2 separate regions of the Mus musculus genome follow, and region 2 is linked to region 1. A link is a loop called in an ENCODE intact Hi-C map of the cell type or tissue named here. Cell type or tissue: gastrocnemius. All regions are shown on one strand.

What was found. Peaks named below come from ENCODE experiments on the same cell type or tissue, not always from the same donor. Only the 100,000 strongest peaks of a DNase experiment are listed, where the experiment ranks them.
Region 2: a loop joins it to region 1, with 4 times the contacts of the local background. A loop is called at or near these places in 3 of 42 quality-filtered maps.

Annotation. Positions count from the first base shown.
Region 1 is chr7:28,487,556-28,495,555 of GRCm38, forward strand. No RefSeq gene overlaps it. Among named protein-coding and RNA genes, the nearest start is that of Ifnl2, 19 kb to the right of the region's middle. In gastrocnemius, a CTCF peak has its summit at 3,112 (motif pointing right); DNase peaks (open chromatin) are centred at 627, 3,109 and 3,414; H3K4me3 peaks cover 697 bases.
Region 2 is chr7:28,540,622-28,548,621 of GRCm38, forward strand. It overlaps Sycn (syncollin), which reads left to right and starts at 264. Exons shown (of 2, transcript NM_026716.3): 1 at 264-683; 2 at 1,453-1,589. The coding sequence starts at 289. The coding sequence ends at 1,462. It overlaps Nccrp1 (non-specific cytotoxic cell receptor protein 1 homolog (zebrafish)), which reads right to left and starts at 6,458. Exons shown (of 6, transcript NM_001081115.2): 1 at 6,130-6,458; 2 at 5,669-5,731; 3 at 5,535-5,586; 4 at 4,618-4,713; 5 at 3,801-3,939; 6 at 2,975-3,651. The coding sequence starts at 6,439. The coding sequence ends at 3,511. Gm38977 (a long non-coding RNA gene) reads left to right here and starts at 7,399. Exons shown (of 3, transcript XR_881919.2): 1 at 7,399-7,726. In gastrocnemius, no CTCF peak of the experiment used is centred here; no DNase peak of the experiment used is centred here; H3K4me3 peaks cover 412 bases.

The sequences.
Region 1 (8,000 bases):
ATCTCTCCATCCTCTTACTTTTTATTTTTAGCTATGTGTATGCGTGTGTCTGTGTGGTTGTCTTTGAACATGTATGTAGGTGTTCAGAGCAGCCAGAGAGGGCGTTACTCTCTTGGAGCTACAGTCACAGGTGTTTATGACTTTCTTTGCTCCCCTCCCTTCAGGACTCCCCACTTTTCTCTTTTCTATTCCAAATAATTATGCTTTTATGGCTTTCCTACGTACACTGCTAAATGTAGATCCTGCACAGGAGAGGAAAATCGTGATATTTGCCTTTGTGAGTCTGGTGTATTTCGTTTGACAGGAGACTTTCCAGTCGCATCCATTTTTCCAGCAAATGGCCCAGGTTCATCCTTCCTGAACAGTAACGTGAGTTTTAACCATTCCCTCTCCGCGGTGCAGCGATTCTCACTGCCTGGGTCGCCTGGGATCTTGTCCCACATGCATACTCTCTGATGAGCTCCAGAGTCAGTAGTTCTGGGGTCCGGTCCCCCAGTCCGTGCTCCAGGCATGCCTCCAGCCCATTCCGGGTTTCTGGAGAGTTTGGACTTGGCGATGGAGGAAGGCGGCTGCACCAGTCACGGCTCTGGGACGTCGCCCAGGTGTTCTTAGTCTAAGAGTTCCCCAGGGAACTGCCCGAGACTATTCTGCTGATGTAATTGCAGGGCAGGGTGAGGAGGGGAGGAGGCGGGGTGGAGAGATACCTGGTGGGTGGGGCCAGAGGATGACGGACAGAAGACTTGGTCGCAAAGAGAAACCCAGGAGCTTGGAATCCTGACTGGAAAATCCTCAGAACCTAGAGGATGGTGGGAGGAGAGGAAGTTGCCCTGACTCACCCCGAATTCTAGCGATGGCGAAGGCACACAGCAAGGAGGGAGATGTTTTTAAAGAAATTGGGGCACGGAGGAGGCCTTTCTTGGAATCTTAGGGGACACATGTAGGAGTTTTGGGGGGGTGCCAGAAGAAAGATGATGGGTTTGGATGACTTGTGCCACACCCCGTAATAAATAATGAGAGTCACTATGCTCCATGAAATGTTCCAGAAGCCGTTTTCTTTTTATTACCCGCCCCCTTAGGCTTTTTTTTTTTCTTTTTTCTTTTTCTTTTTCTTTTTTTTGAGACAGGGTCTCACAGGCTGGAACTCTCAAGCTGGCCTGGAACTCACAGAGATCCTCCTGCCTTTGTCTGAAGGTTAGGATTAACGGCCTATGACACTAACAGGCTCCCCTGCCCCCCCCCCCACTTTTATACAGGCTGGCCTTGAACTCTCTATGCACTCAAGGGTGACCTTAAACTCTCGATCCTTGGACCTCCACTTCTAGAGTGCTGGAATTGCAGGCATGAGCCACTTCACCCCCTCAAACCTAGGGCTTCCTGCATGCTAAGCAAGCACTCTATCCACTTCAGCCAAATCTTCAGCCTCTATAAGCATTTTATGCCTATGATTATGCAGACTCCTCAAGATAACCCGATACAGTGCTGTCTGTGTTGAAATGTCAGTGTAAACAGCAAGCCATCCTTACAGCTCCTACATACACACAAACACAGATCCACACCACACAGACACACAGGTACATACATAGACAGACAGACAGACAGACAGACACACACACACACACACACACACACTGGCATTCTGAGTTAGGATCTCATATAGCCTAGACTAGCCTCAAATCCACCATGTAGCTGAGGAGGACCTTGAACTCCTAGTATTCCTGCCTCCAATTTCCAAATGCTTGCCGGGTAATTCAGGCACTCCCACCATGCCCTGCTTAGAGTTTGTTTGAGACAGGGTTTTTCCTTGGGTATCATAGAACGCCTGATCCTCCTGCTTCACCCTCTTAATCTCTGGGATTACAGAGGTTCAGCATCACTGCAGAGACACCCCCCCCCCACACACACACACAACCTGATCTGTTGTGATGTGTGTGATTGAGTGCCCTGAGGTCACATGACTCTACAGAACTCCTTCACATTGGTTGAGTTGAGGTCACAGGACTGCAGAACTACTTCCCAGATGCCAGGGCCCTGGACTTCCAAGAGGAAAAATGGGTGTCATCAGAGTGCAACAGGTTATCCCTGTGGAGGGCAAATGTGTGGGTTTTCTTTTTTTTTTTTTTTTTAATGTAGAAATGGGTGATTTTTTTTTTTAAGATTTATTTATTTATTTTATTATATGTAAGTACACTGTAGCTGTCCTCAGACACTCCAGAAGAGGGAGTCAGATCTCGTTACGGATGGTTGTGAGCCACCATGTGGTTGCTGGGATTTGAACTCCTGACCTTCAGAAGAGCAGTCGGGTGCCCTTACCCACTGAGCCATCTCACCAGCCCAATGTGTGGGTTTTCAATGTGATACTTCTTGGTTCCATCAGGCTTGTATGGTAATTTATTACTTTTACCTGTTGAGCCATCTTGTTGGCCCTAGATATTCATTTATTTATTTAGTGTGTGTGTTCATGAAACCTTGGTTTCTGTCCTTCTCTTCTCTTCTCTTCTCTTCTCTTCTCTTCTCTTCTCTTCTCTTCTCTTCTCTTCTTTTCCTTTTTTAGCAAGAGTTCCTCGCTGGACTGCTATTAAACAAGTAGGCTAGGTTGGCTGGCCAGCAAGCCCCAGTTTATCTTCTTCTCTTCCCTAGCTTTTTTATGCCGGTGTTGAGGGTCTAACCCTTATTCAGCAAGCACTTTGCTGGCTGACCCATCTCCCCAGGCCTCTTCCTCCTTTGAGAGGTCTTATTCCTTATTTCATTACCTTCCTAACTTCTGTGTGCTGGAATTACTGATCCATTCTGCTATCATGGCTCAGAATCCTTGCTTCTCTGAATTCTCTCTCCCTCCCTTCCTCCCCTTCTTTCTCCCTCTCCCTCCCCCCCCCCCTTTGTTTACTCAGTGTAGTCCTGGCCGGCTGTTCCAGATCTCATTCTATAGATCAGGTTGGCCTCACTCGCTGCCTATGCCTCCCGAGTGCTGGGATTGAAAGCACGAGCCAATACTGTCCATCGCCTCTTGGTATTTTCAATCGATGATTGGTTGAGTCCACACCTATTAAAAGACACCCCGCCCCCTCTCTGTATTATTCTTTGTAGAGTAGAAACTTGGCCAACCTGGCCAGTAGAGGGTGCTACAGGGACACTGGCAGTAACGAAGGTGGCCGGTCAAGCAGTAAGGATTCTGGCCCTCTGGTTTCTTTAGGTGGCAGGACAGGGATACACTGAGATGAAGAAGGGGCAGCTGTCTTGGCCATGTCCCTGACGCCACACGCTTAGCTGGCTAGAGTGTCTCTAGATGTCTCTGTGAAGCTAGCCTAGTGATTGTTTTTAGGTCCTGTCCCAACTCCGAGGGGACATATGCTGAGGTGGAGGGCCGTGGCATGGGGGTGCGGTCGGGAGACTAAAGAAGCCTTCTTCCCACCCAGCTGCCTCAAGCTGCCCGTGCGCTGCCCGTGCGCTGCTGGAGGCTCCTGCCGAGGTCCTCCTGAACTTCACACAGTTAGCGGCACCCTGCTCTAGGCGCCCTCCCACCTGCCTTGCCTGTGGGCATCTAGGGATCCTTTTGTGTTACCAGTTGACTAGGAGAACTTTGCCCTGGTGGTGGCGCTCTGATATCCCATCAGGTTCTTTTTCTTTTTTCTTTTCTTTTCTTTTCTTTTTTTTTTTTTTTTTTATCCGAGACAGGGTTTCTCTGTGTTGCCCTGGCTGTCCGGGAACTCACTTTGTAGACCAGGCTGGCCTCGAACTCAGAAATCTGCCTGCTTCTGCCTCCCAAGTGCTGGGATTAAAGGCGTGTGCCACCATGCCTGGCTCTTTTTCTTTCTTTCTCTTTTGCTTGTTTGATTTTGTTTTGTTTTGTTTGTTTGTTTGTTTTGTTTTGAGACCGGCCTTCTCTGTGTACCCCCTTGGTGTTTCTTAATAATGCATTATATTACCTTCTTCTGTTTAGCAGAGCAGGTGGCCCCTGTGCCCCGCGTGTACTTAGATCCATTTAGCTATTGGTACATGCCGTATAGACACACAAAAAGCACATGGTCTGTACCCTCTATGTCAGCCAGTCTCCTGTGGCTATAACACAAAGCTGAAGACTGGGTACTTGATAAAGAAAAAAGGTTTACTTTGCCTATATTCCTAAAGGCTAAAAGGCCAACATTCGGGCGTGCTATGTGTTTGGCCTCTGTTGCAGATCCCCTTGGCGGTATCACAACAGGGCAAAGAAATGGAAAGAGAAACAGCCTCTTAGGAACAGCTTAATGCACAGGGAAGCTTGCTTCCCAGCAGCACGCTCCTGGAGAACAAACACATCCCGGAGACCAGCATTGTTTCTTACTAGGCCCAACCGGACACACGTTTTACTGTGTGTGTCTTCTTGTCTATCCACCCCTCCCCCACTAGACTGTGGGCTGCAAGGGACCCACACCAAGTAGGTCCATGTTAAATTCCCAGGCCTAAAGTCGTGCTTAGCACATAATGATTGCTTAATATAGGTGCTTTTACTCCTAATTAAAATTTGAGTGTAGCAGAAACTTCCTTCCTGATTTTCTTGTTGGTTTATGTTTATGTTTATGTATGTATGATGTATGTGTGACATATGTGCAGGTGCCTGGACACATGTGCACGATCATTGGAATCCAAAGGAAGGCACTAAGTGTCCTCTGCTCTCAGTCTGTGCCTTATTTCTTTGACACAGGGTCATTGGACCCAGAGTGTTGATGTGCTCGGCTGGTATCCAGCAAGCTACTGTTGCCTGTCTTTATTACCCTACACCCAAGCCAGCATTGACGTTCTTTGTCTTTTAGGTGGATCCTGGGAATCTGGATTCAGATCCTAGTGCTTTCTCAGTAAGCATTCTTACCTACTCAGTCAATTTCCTTATCCCCTGTGGTGGTTTGAAAGTCTTTGGCCTATAGGGAATGGTACCGTTAGGAGGCGTGGCCTTGTTGGAGGAAGTGCGTCACTGTGGGGGGTGGGCTTTGGAGGTATCCTCCTATGCTCGGGCTCCACCCATTGTGGGAGAGAGCTTCCTTTTAGCTGCCTAAGGGTGCCAGTCTCTCCTGGTTGCCTTCGGTCAAGATGCAGAACTCTCAGCTCCTTCTCCAGCACCGCATCTGCCGAGACACAGCCATGCTCCCTACTGTGATAATAATAGACTGAACCTCTGAACCTGTAAGCCAGCCCCAGTTAAATGTTGTCCCTTTAAGAGTTGCCTTCAGGGCTGGAGAGATGGCTCAGTGGTTAAGAACACTGACTGCTCTTCTGAAAGGTCCTGACTTCAATTCCCAGCAACCACATGGTGGCTCACAACCATCTGTAATGGGATCTGATGCCCTCTTCTGGGGTGTCTGAAAACAGCTACAGTATACTCGTATAAATAATAAATACATAATAAATAAATAAATAAATAAATAATATTTTTTTAAAAAAGGGTTGCCTTGGTCATGGTGTCTCTTCTCAGCAATGGGAACCCTAACTAAGACATCCTCCACTTCCTTATTTATGTATTTACTTTGGAGTCAGGGTCTCACTGCATAGCTCTGATTGACTTGGAATTAACTATGTGTGTCAGGCTGGTTTCAAGCTCAGAGATTCACCTACGTCAACCTCTGTAGTGCTAGGACAAAACTCATGTGCCATTGAACCTGATAATCCCCCACTTAAAAAAATAATTTATTTTTATTCTATATCCATTGGTGTTTTGCCTGCATGTATATCTGTGTAAGAGTGTCATAAGCCCTGGAATTGGAGTTACAGACAGTTGTAAGAGTTGTCATGTGGGTGCTGGGAATTGAACCCAGGTTCTCTGGAAGAGCAGCCAGTGCTCTTAACTGGTAAGCCATCTCTCCAACATCCCCACTCCCCCCTCCCCTTTTTTTTGAGACAGGGTTTTTCTGTGTCATTCTGGCTGTCCTAAAACTCACTCTGTAGACCAGGCTGGCCTTTGGACTCAGAAATCTGCCTGCCTTTGCCTCCTGAGTGCTGGGATTAAAGACTTGCGCCACCACTACCCAGTTAGCTCCACCCATTCAAACTTATAAAGCTGTATGGGTTGGTGTGACGTGTCAGCAGCAAAGCCACTTGCCTCTAACATGATGGCCTGACTTTCATCCTTAGAACACACAGTGGAGGGAAAGAATTGATGCCATAGGTTATTTTCTGACCTCCATCTGTGTGCATTTTGGCATGCACATAGGCACACAGGCACACAGGCACACACACACACACACACACACACACACACACTTTACAGGTTGGCTTTTATGTATGTGTTGGTAGGGGCATATGCTACTTGTGTGTGTGTGCCCATGGAGGCTGGAAGAGGGCATCAGATCTCCTGGAGCTGGAGTTACAGGTGGCTGTGAGCACCTGACCTGGGTGCTGGGCACTGGATTCTGGGTCCCAGGTTGAGGACCAAGTGCTGTTAATGCCGAGGCATCTCTCTAGCCCCTTCCTTGTTTTGGGAGATAGGGTCTTGCTTTGTAGCCCAGATTGGCCTTGTGAACTTGAGATCTTTCTCATCTAACTGTCAAGTGTGGATGATTATAGGTGTGTGCCATCACACCGGGTGGCTTTTCAGCTTTCATTTGGATTCTGAAAAACAAATTTATTAAGTATATTAGTCAGTATTATATCAGGCAAAAAAGAGCAGGTTTTTTTTTTTTAAGATTTCTTTTATTATTGTATCTAAATACACTGTAGCTGTCCTCAGACACTCCAGAAGAGGGTGTCAGATCTCATTAGGATGGTTGTGAGCCACCATGTGGTTGCTGGGATTTGAACTCATGACCTCTGGAAGAGCAGTCAGTGCTCCTAACTGCTGAGTCATCTCTCCAGGCCCAAAAGAGCAGTTTTTAAAAAATGAATTAAGAGGGGCTTACAGTGTACTTACATATAAATAATAAATAAATATTTTTTAAAAATCATTAAAAAATGAATTAAGAGCCTTCCCTCCCTCCTTCTCCTCCTTCTTCCCTCTCTTCTTTCCTTCCATTTGTTTTTTATCTAACAACATACATATATATCATCTATCTAGTTATCAATCTAGCTATCTATATTTGTGTTTTGATATCTTTATTATGTAATCCTGGCTGTCTTGTTAAGAAGACCAGGCTGGCCTCCATCTCACCAAGTGGAGAAAACCACACTGGTCTCAAGTGCTGGGATTAAGGGTTTGAGCCACCATGCCGGGCTCTATTATCTGGAACAAAGGAAGGTGCTGGAGGCTGTGGCTGAGAGATGTGAACATTAGAAGCTGGGGCTCTCAGACTGCCTGGGGAGTCAGGAGGGCGGCCAGATTCAAAGTGAGAACCAGAAGAAGGGTTCTCCTTGATAAGTCCTAGGACTATACACCAGCCATGTGCACTGACTGCCCTTCCTTCCAAGACAGGAATCACGTATATAAGAAAAGAAACCTCACCATCCCAGCATAGGAGCCAAGTCCTCTTGACTCACAGCTAATACTCCACTATGGCCCAACCTATTTACCCTTCTTCCACTGAACACTCAATAAAATAAAGTAAATAAATGAAAAATAAAAAGAATTGAGAGAGGATGGGGGCATGTGGGAAGCAGAGTGGGCAGTTCAGGAGGTTGAAGGGACAAGTCCCACTTGGGACACAGAGTGAGTTCCAGTCCCACTGGGGCAACTTAGAGAGGCTCTAACCCAAACAGAAAGTACAGCCGGGTGTGCTGGTGTACACCTGTAACTCTAACACTTGGTGAGTGGAGAGAGAAGGTACAGGAATTTAAAGCTACCCTCAGCTACATAACAAGTCAAAGGCCAGCCTGGACTACATGAGACCTGTCATGAAGAAGCAAATAATAAATGAAAGAAATGACAAATAAAGAGAGAGCATATCTGTAGCTCAGTGGTTAGTGTTTGTTTAGCACGTGCAAGGCCGTGGGGATGACCCCAGGAGAGGGAAAGCAAGGGGGATCTCAAGGCTCTTGGCTTATACAGGCTCCATGCTGGAGGCCACAAGACAGGATTTTCCTACTCTGAGGACACCTCAGCT
Region 2 (8,000 bases), 53 kb after region 1:
ACGAGTGCTAGGCAAACACTCTGAGCCTTATCTCCAACCCCTAGACTGTCTTTAACCAGTCCAAGGCGTTAGGGTTTTATCCCCATCTTGTATTTACTATTCAGTGGTGTGATGTTTTCCACACTGCTCAGGTAGGTCTCTGGTGCCAAGGACAGGGGGCGTGTCCTCATTCCAGTGAGCGCCAAGGACAGGGGGTGTGTCCTCATTCCTCCCTTGTCTTTATCTCATATATTCTCTCTTCCCATGGGTCATAAGTGCACCTCAGACCTCTCATGGTTCATTGTCACCATGTCCCTGCTGTGCCCACTGCTGCTGGCTTTAGCCCTGGTGGCTGTCCCTGGTGCCCATGGCAATTGCCCGGTGCCCGCAGACCTGAAGAAGTCAGATGGGACGCGTACGTGCGCCAGACTCTATGAGAAGAGTGATCCATACTATGACAACTGCTGCCAGGGGCCCGTGTTGTCTGTGGAGCCAGGTACTGACCTGCCCTATCTGCCCTCGGGCTGGTCTAACACTGCATCGTCTCTGGTAGTGGGCCAGCGCTGTGAGATCACTGTGTGGTCTCTCCCCGGTAAGCATGGCAAGACCCGCAAGTTCACCGCGGGTTCTTACCCTCGCCTGGAAGAGTACCGCAAAGGCATCTTTGGAGACTGGTCCGACTCCATCTCTGCCCTCTACTGCAAGTGAGTACCTACCCAATCCCACCACCCAAACCCAAGGCTCGCTCCCACAGAATCCAGAGACCCCCAGATTCATACTAAGAAAAGTAGATTTCTCCTTAGAAACTGTTCCTGGAGGTCCCATCTCTGAGTGCACCCCCTAGACTAATCCTGTCATCTTCTATCTTATGGCCCTCACCACCACCCCTAGGCTCTTAGACAAACTCTAGGCTCCCCATACCAGGAAGTCAACAATGCCAACCAACTTGTGCCTCCATTCTAGAAACCCTTCCACTCAGCGCCGCCCTAATTCTGCACTTGCATGAGGTTTCCTGGCCTAAGAATGAGGGGGTCACTGGCTCCTCTGGGGTCCTTAGACCCCTAAGCCAGCCCTGCCTCATTACATTCGAAAGCCCCTAGATCCAACTCTGAGACTTAAAAACCTCTCAGGCCTCGAGACCCCAGGCCCAAATCTTGAAGAGTCAGTCTGGTCTAACCCTCCACCCCCACCCACTTTGTTTAGATTAGCCCCAAATCCTGAAACCATTTGTAGACCTCCCAGGCTCATTCCTAGTGGTCCCCAGGTCCAGCAATCGTCCCAAGACCCACAGACCTCGGGTATCCTCTGTTTCACTGTAACAACACCCCAAGTCAGCTCAGCGGAATCCCTCAAAAAAAAAATGCCTGACCCCAAGCTCCTCAACCTGGAGCCTTGAACCCCTCCTCAGACCTTCCCACACGGGACAATCTCTGTCCGGACACCCCCTGTTGGGAATTCATGTTTCTGTTACAGGTGCTATTGATGCCTTGAGGCTCTGTCTACCCAGCCTGGCCTTGGGAATTGCTGTAGCTCCAAGAGCCAGGAGGCAAGATGACCCCACGACCTGCTCTCATAGCTTCCCTGTAATACAGCCCTTTCAAAGTTACAACCCTGTGTGACATCTGTGTGTGTTTGAGACCCAGCATCCACGGGTGGGTAGAATAGGAGACAGCAGAGTGATCAGATCTGAGTCAGACCATACTGGGGACGCAGCCTTTGATTGTAATTTGGGTTGGGATGAACAAAGACATCCAGGGAGCAGGAGCGAGCACTGCTGGCTGCTGTCTAAATATTTAAACACTTCTTGATTACTTCTCGACATTAATGCCTATAACGTCAGGGTCATTCTAGGACCTTGTGCCAGGGTAGAACCACAGTGTATTGGATGATGTGGTAAGAGGCAGCGGCTCTACCATTGAGCCACGCCCCCAGCCCCTCACTGGGGGATTCTAGGCAGGGACTCTACCACTGAGCCACGCCCCCAATCCCTCACTGGGGGATTCTAGGCAGGGGCTCTACCACTGAGCCACGCCCCCAATCCCTCACTGGGGGATTCTAGGCAGGGGCTCTCCCACTGAGCCACACCTACATCCCTCTCTTTACTTTTTTATTTTGGAACAGGGTTTAACTAAGTTGCCCGGGTTATCTTTTAACTTGAGATCCCTTTAACTCAGCCTCCTTAGTAGAGGGACTTAAAGACTTGACACTGGGTTGTTAATTACATTTAATGTCCCTTCCCTGACATATGGAAGACACTTTAGTTCAAACTTATGTTTCTGTTCAGGTTGTGATCTCGGCTTCACCTTTGTCCCAGGCGTGGGAGCTTTTAATGGCTGTCTGGTTCGAGTGAGTCTGGGATGTCCTAGGCAGAGAGATGGGTAGAGCTCTGTAGGAATGTAATCCAGGGTAGACTGGAGACAGGACTGGGATTTGGGGAGATTCTGAGAGTTAAGGGATGAGGAAGAGCAGGTATGTGAGAATACTTCAGGGCACACACTGGGGGATATAAACAGGTCAACTGTCAGGGGCCTATGAGATGGATTAGCCCATAAAGGGACTTGCAACCAATCCTGACAACCTCAGGTAGATCTCCAGGACCCACAAGGTAGAAGGAAAAACTGAGGTCAGGCTAGGCCCAGTGGTGCAGACATATAACCTCAGCTCCTCAAAAGGCTGAGGCAGAAGATTGAAAATTAAAAGCCAGGCTGGGCCACTTAGACCTTGTCACAGAATTTCAATAAATAAAAAGAACTCTGGGGATATAGTTCAGTGGTAGACAACTTGTCCAGTATACACAAAAGAACCTGAGTTCAATTCCCTGCACTGCACAAAAGAGGTAAGAGGTAGGAGGTCAGAGGTCACAGTCAATGAAAAAGATCCAGAGGTCACAGAAGTACCCGGAGTTCAAGGATTGGCTGAGTGGGTGAGATGTGGACTGAGGGGGCTTCTAATGAACATAGATAGAGCAGGCAGACAACCAGCCTCTGAGCACATGTTTCTTAGAGCCACTCTCTGAAAGTTTATTCACCAGCACGGAGACGATCAGTTGGTCTACAAGGGGTGGCCCTGCCCAGAGACACACATTCATAGAGGCGTAGAGATGTCAAAGGAGAGCCAGGGACCAAGCAGGATCTGAGAGGCCTGGGCAGGGAGAAATAGGAAGGAGCTGGGGGCAGAGAAGGGAGCAAGGTGGGGCCAGGGGTGAAGGAAACGGGGGTGGCGGGAGGAAAGGTCCGAGGATGAGCAGGGATGGGGGGGGGGGGGGAAGAAGGGCTCTAAGAAGTGAAGAAAAGTCAGAGGGGTGAGGGGGGCTCAGGGAGGAAAAGAGGGGTCAGACGAAGGTAAGGAGGCATCAAGGAGGTGAGAAGGAGGATTGGTTGGGGGTGAGGAGGGGTCAGACTGTTGCTAAGCACACACACAAAAGGCAGAAGCCAGGGAGCATCATAGAAATGCCAAGGGCTCGGAGGTGACAAACATCAGGGACTTTCAAAGGATCGATCGCGTTAGCCTTGGGGAGAGCCTGGTCAGAGGTCACTCCCGGAGCTGCACAGACACAGAAGAGTCGGTCACCCTTGTCCTCCGCAGTCCCCCAGGCTCCATGCGGTTCTTAGCCTTGTGCTGGAAGTAGACAAAGCGCACTCCGGGGCCGTACTGGCGGAAGACGTGGGACACCTGTGGCAGCCCAGAGTTAGGAAGAAAGTCTCACCAGGGTCCCACAGCCTGCTGGCGTCCCTTCCTCCCTCTGCCCAAGGTCGGGGGGGGGGGGGGGGGGGAAGAACACCTGTGCAGGCGGGCGGGACCTGGCAGCGCATTTATCTCACCTGAATCCAGCGGCCAGGGGGTCCTCTCCCATTGGTCCGAGGGGCCACGTGGTGCTGGGCAATGACCGTGCGGCGGTCAGCTGCTAACAGCCAGACATGCAGCTCATAAACACACTGGTCTAGGCGGCTGTCCTCGAACCTGGAGGAGGTTCAGATTTTGACTGCCATGCGGCCACAACATCATCTCATCCCCCAGCCTGGTCCTAGACCCAGCTACGACAATCTCCAGATCTAGCCTCCGAGCCCTGGGCTGGCGGAGACCAAGACAACCCCATGCTCTGTTCTCTGAGGCCCATTGTCCAGGGGCGGTCGGGGGCTGGGGGGAGTTGACATGTCATCAATAGTGACGGCTACATCTGTAGATGGAGGGGCACAGGCACAAGTTGAGGTGAGATGGGGTACAGGCAGAGGGTAAGAACTGAAAGAGGGTGCTGGTAGAGTTTAGGGGTCCGGTGGGGAACACAGGGCATTGGAGCAAATTCATATATGGCCCCTCCATATGACTGGAGTAGGTTTCCCGTTGGAGCTGTGTGGAAAAAAAAAAAAAAAAACCTGTCTTTTTAATAGGAGAAAAATGAGTCTAAAAATCAGGGGCATAGGCTTCGGGGAATAAAGGAACAGCCTGGCCCAGAGGGAACCCACCCAGCTGACACCTGAAAGATACAAAGGTTGGGGCCGGAGGAGAGAAGGCTTGGGTGAGACCACAGAGTCAAGGGGTATTGGTGAGGGAGGGGCTCAGGCCCTCGGGAGCAAGGAAGTCTGAGCTCTGGAGAGCCTCGGATGACGTGAGCAGGTAGTCAGGGAGGGCGGGGCTCACCAGTCCATGATGGTGATGTCAGGCTGTTCGTCATCCAGCAGCTCCTCCCACAGCTTCTTGGCCAGCAGGTTCACGCACTGCTCCTTCACAGTCCAGCTGCAGACAAACAAGAGAGGAGATGGGCCTGGCAGTCCCACAACCCTGAGGTCTCCCAGGGAACAGGAAGCATGGTGACAGGGTTCTAGGTACGGCAGGAGACCCTCCCCCTCAGCCCCTACCCCCCTGCAGTAGGACCTGGCAGTCCTGGTTCCCAGGAGACCCTGGAGAACAATACACACAAACCCTCAGTTCCAGGAGAGAGCTGACACTTAAGGTGATGACTGGATCCAGGCCTGGAATCTTAGCTACTCTATGAGTTAGAGGATTGGAAGTTCAAGGCCTACTTGGGCAACTTAGCGAGACCCTACCTCAGAAAAACAAAAACAAAAACGAAAACAGACTAGGAGCATGGCTCATCAGGAGAGCACTTATCCAGAATCCTCCGGGGAGGGGCTGGGGGCGTGGCTCAGTAAAAAAAAAAAAAAAAAAAAAACCAAAACAAAAAAAGTAGCGATTTATCTAGTTTAAGGGATACTTTAATCAGTTCATTCAAAAACAAGAACAGATTTAGGAAAGATGAGATTTGACCCCGAGCCCCTGAATTACACACACCCTCCCATCTACGGTTCAGGAGCTCAACTGGACCTGGAGGTCTCTCCCAGGGAAAGAGGGTGAGATTTACCAAACACCTACTGTGCGCTGACCAGACATCTTGGGCGCCTGTGCCGCATGTTTCATAGGCAATCAGTTATGACTAACCCTGTCACGGAGCCAGAAAGGGAGGCCCCCTCTGCAGGCGCCTCAGCAAAGAAAGTTTGAGGAGAGGAGAGTAATTCCTCCTGCCCCCACTCCCACCCCCAGACCCTGTGGCAACTCACCTGAGAGGCCCCTGGAGGTTCTGAGTGGTAATGTACCATCCACGGAAATTACCTGGCCAGTGAGGAGGATGGAAGGGTTGGTGGGATGTTCCTTGAGGGGTACCATCCTCCCAGGCAGAATCCCCAGTGCTTACCCAGCTCCTTCAGGGGTTTTCGGGTGGGACCCGTGGGGGGCGCCGGCTGGTAGATATTAATGCCTGAATCACACAAGGGAATGGCGCCTCAGGCCAGTGCCCACCTCCTCAAGTCTTCCTACCCCTGGAGCTAGACTGGAAGGGCAGGAACCCGAGCCGGGCTAGACCAGCCTGGCAGGGATTAAGGAGGTTGGTGGGCGGTTATGGTGAGTCTCTGGAGCTCTGGAAGAATCCAGAGAAAGGGACCGAAACACGGGTAGAGGGGAGGGAGAGAAACGGAGACAGAAAGACACACAGAGACAAGATGCAGAGAGTAGGACAGAGATAGGGAGATACAGAAGTGCACTGACGAGGCAGAGATGCCTGCTGAGAGAAAGAAATAGACAGGAGCCACAGAGAAAGATGAATAAGAGACCGAGGGTCTGAGCAGCGCGCCAGGGGTCCCCAGGCTGCGTCCCCACCTTCTGGGTTGGGTGAGCTGAGCAGGTTGCGGTAGAGCGGCCGCTCCAGGAACAGCAGCTGCCAGCTGATTCTCGGGGGCAGCTCCAGCTTCCCGCTCAGGGGTCCCCATTCTTCTACTAGCAGCTGCCTGGCTTCAACCTCAGTCGGTGCATTGGGCTGCGGGAGCTCCGGGGTCACCGGGGACGTGGGAGACCTTGGGGACGGCGGTGGTGGCGGGGACTGGGGATGCGGCGGCAGTTCCTCCGAGTTCAGGGACCCCTCGGCTTCCATCCTGCCACTGAGCGTGTCTCTGTCCTGTGTCTTCTCCATCCCTAAGGTTTGGGCGACTGGGTCGTGGTTCCTAGGATCCAGGTTAACTGGAGGTGGAGGGGCGGGGCAAGTCATCGGGCTTTTAAGAGAGGGCGTGTTAGGGGAAGGATCTGAGCCCCGGGGGTGGGGGGGCCCTCCTCTCTCAGACCAGCAGCCCAGTTCTCAAGGTCCTCCTCCTTCTGACCTAGTGTTCCAGCCTCCCCAGCCCTCCTCCCTCAGACTCAGTGGTCCAGCCGCCAGCCTCCTCCCTCAGAAAAGGTCCAGTCCCCACCCCCTCAACTTCTCATTCTTCTGCCCCAGTTTCCCCAGGGCCAGCTGAGGACCTCGCCTGACCCCTGGGGCTAATGTCAAGCTCTCTAATGATGTGTATCCTCCTCCTTAAGGAGTTTTGGCTGGCAAAACTGAGGCCAGTTAAAGCCAACGCCACCCCTTCCCCCTCCTCACCCCCATGTGGGGCTCAGAATGGGCAGGGGTCCAGCCTCAGGCTCTCTCCCGGGATTCACAGGAGGCACTCCGATAATTTTTTTCTTTCTTCTTTTTTGGTCCTGGAGAGCGAAACGTGTTAATCAAAGTGAGACTAGAAGCATAGATGGGGGAGGGGGGTGTCCTGGAGGCCGTAGCCCCTGGCTGTTTCCCCCCCCCCCAATTACTGTGTCCTTCCCTACTTCCTCCCTGAGAGAGTATGGGCACAGTGAAGGCAGAACTTTGGGGCATGAGGAACCTGTACGGCCAGATACCCAAGGCCACTTCCTGTCTGTGGCCCCATTTCCCGCCCCGGTCTACTTCTCCCTAAGTGGAGACCATCAGCAGCGGGGAGCTTTGGTGACTCTGTTTGCCAGGAGGTGTTGGCGCTCTTAAACTCATCTCACTAACAAACAGGAACAGAAAGAGGATGGGCAGTTAATAAGCAGATATGGGGCCTGCCTGAATTCTCCAATCCCCATCTCTCGGACAACAGCCCTGGGCCAGCTACTACTGACTTCTTTTTGTTGTTGTTGTTTGTGGGATTTTGTGTTTTGTTTCCAGACAAAGCCTTAGCCCAGGCTGTTTTTTGAACTTGCTATGCAGCCCCAGGTAGCTTTGCTGCCTCTATCTGCCAAGAGATTGTGCACAAGCTTGCCCCACAACACCCTATGTGTGTGTGTGCTACCATTCTATCCACATGCTATCCCCACACTCCCAGGCCAGGCCCTCAGACTTCCACACCGCCTGTCCTTCAGACGCAGAAAACAAGATGGCCTCAGACAGACACCAGGAAGTGGAGCTCACGCCCTAGTCCATAGTGGGGTAAGCTAGCCCATCTCCATACCCACCCTGTTGTTACACCCATCTTGTCAAAGAAGAAACAGAGACACAGAGAGGTCTAGTGACTCACTTGAGGTTGCACAGCAGGGACAAAGCAAGTTGGACAGAGACACAGGAAGTCCCAGGTATGCTCAACAGCGATCAGATTTAAATCAAGAAACTCAGTCACAGGCTGATGGTGATGTGGGCAGTTAAACCCATTCAATGTCCTAAGGGCCCTGTGCTGAAATGGCAGCAATGATAAATAACATCTCCA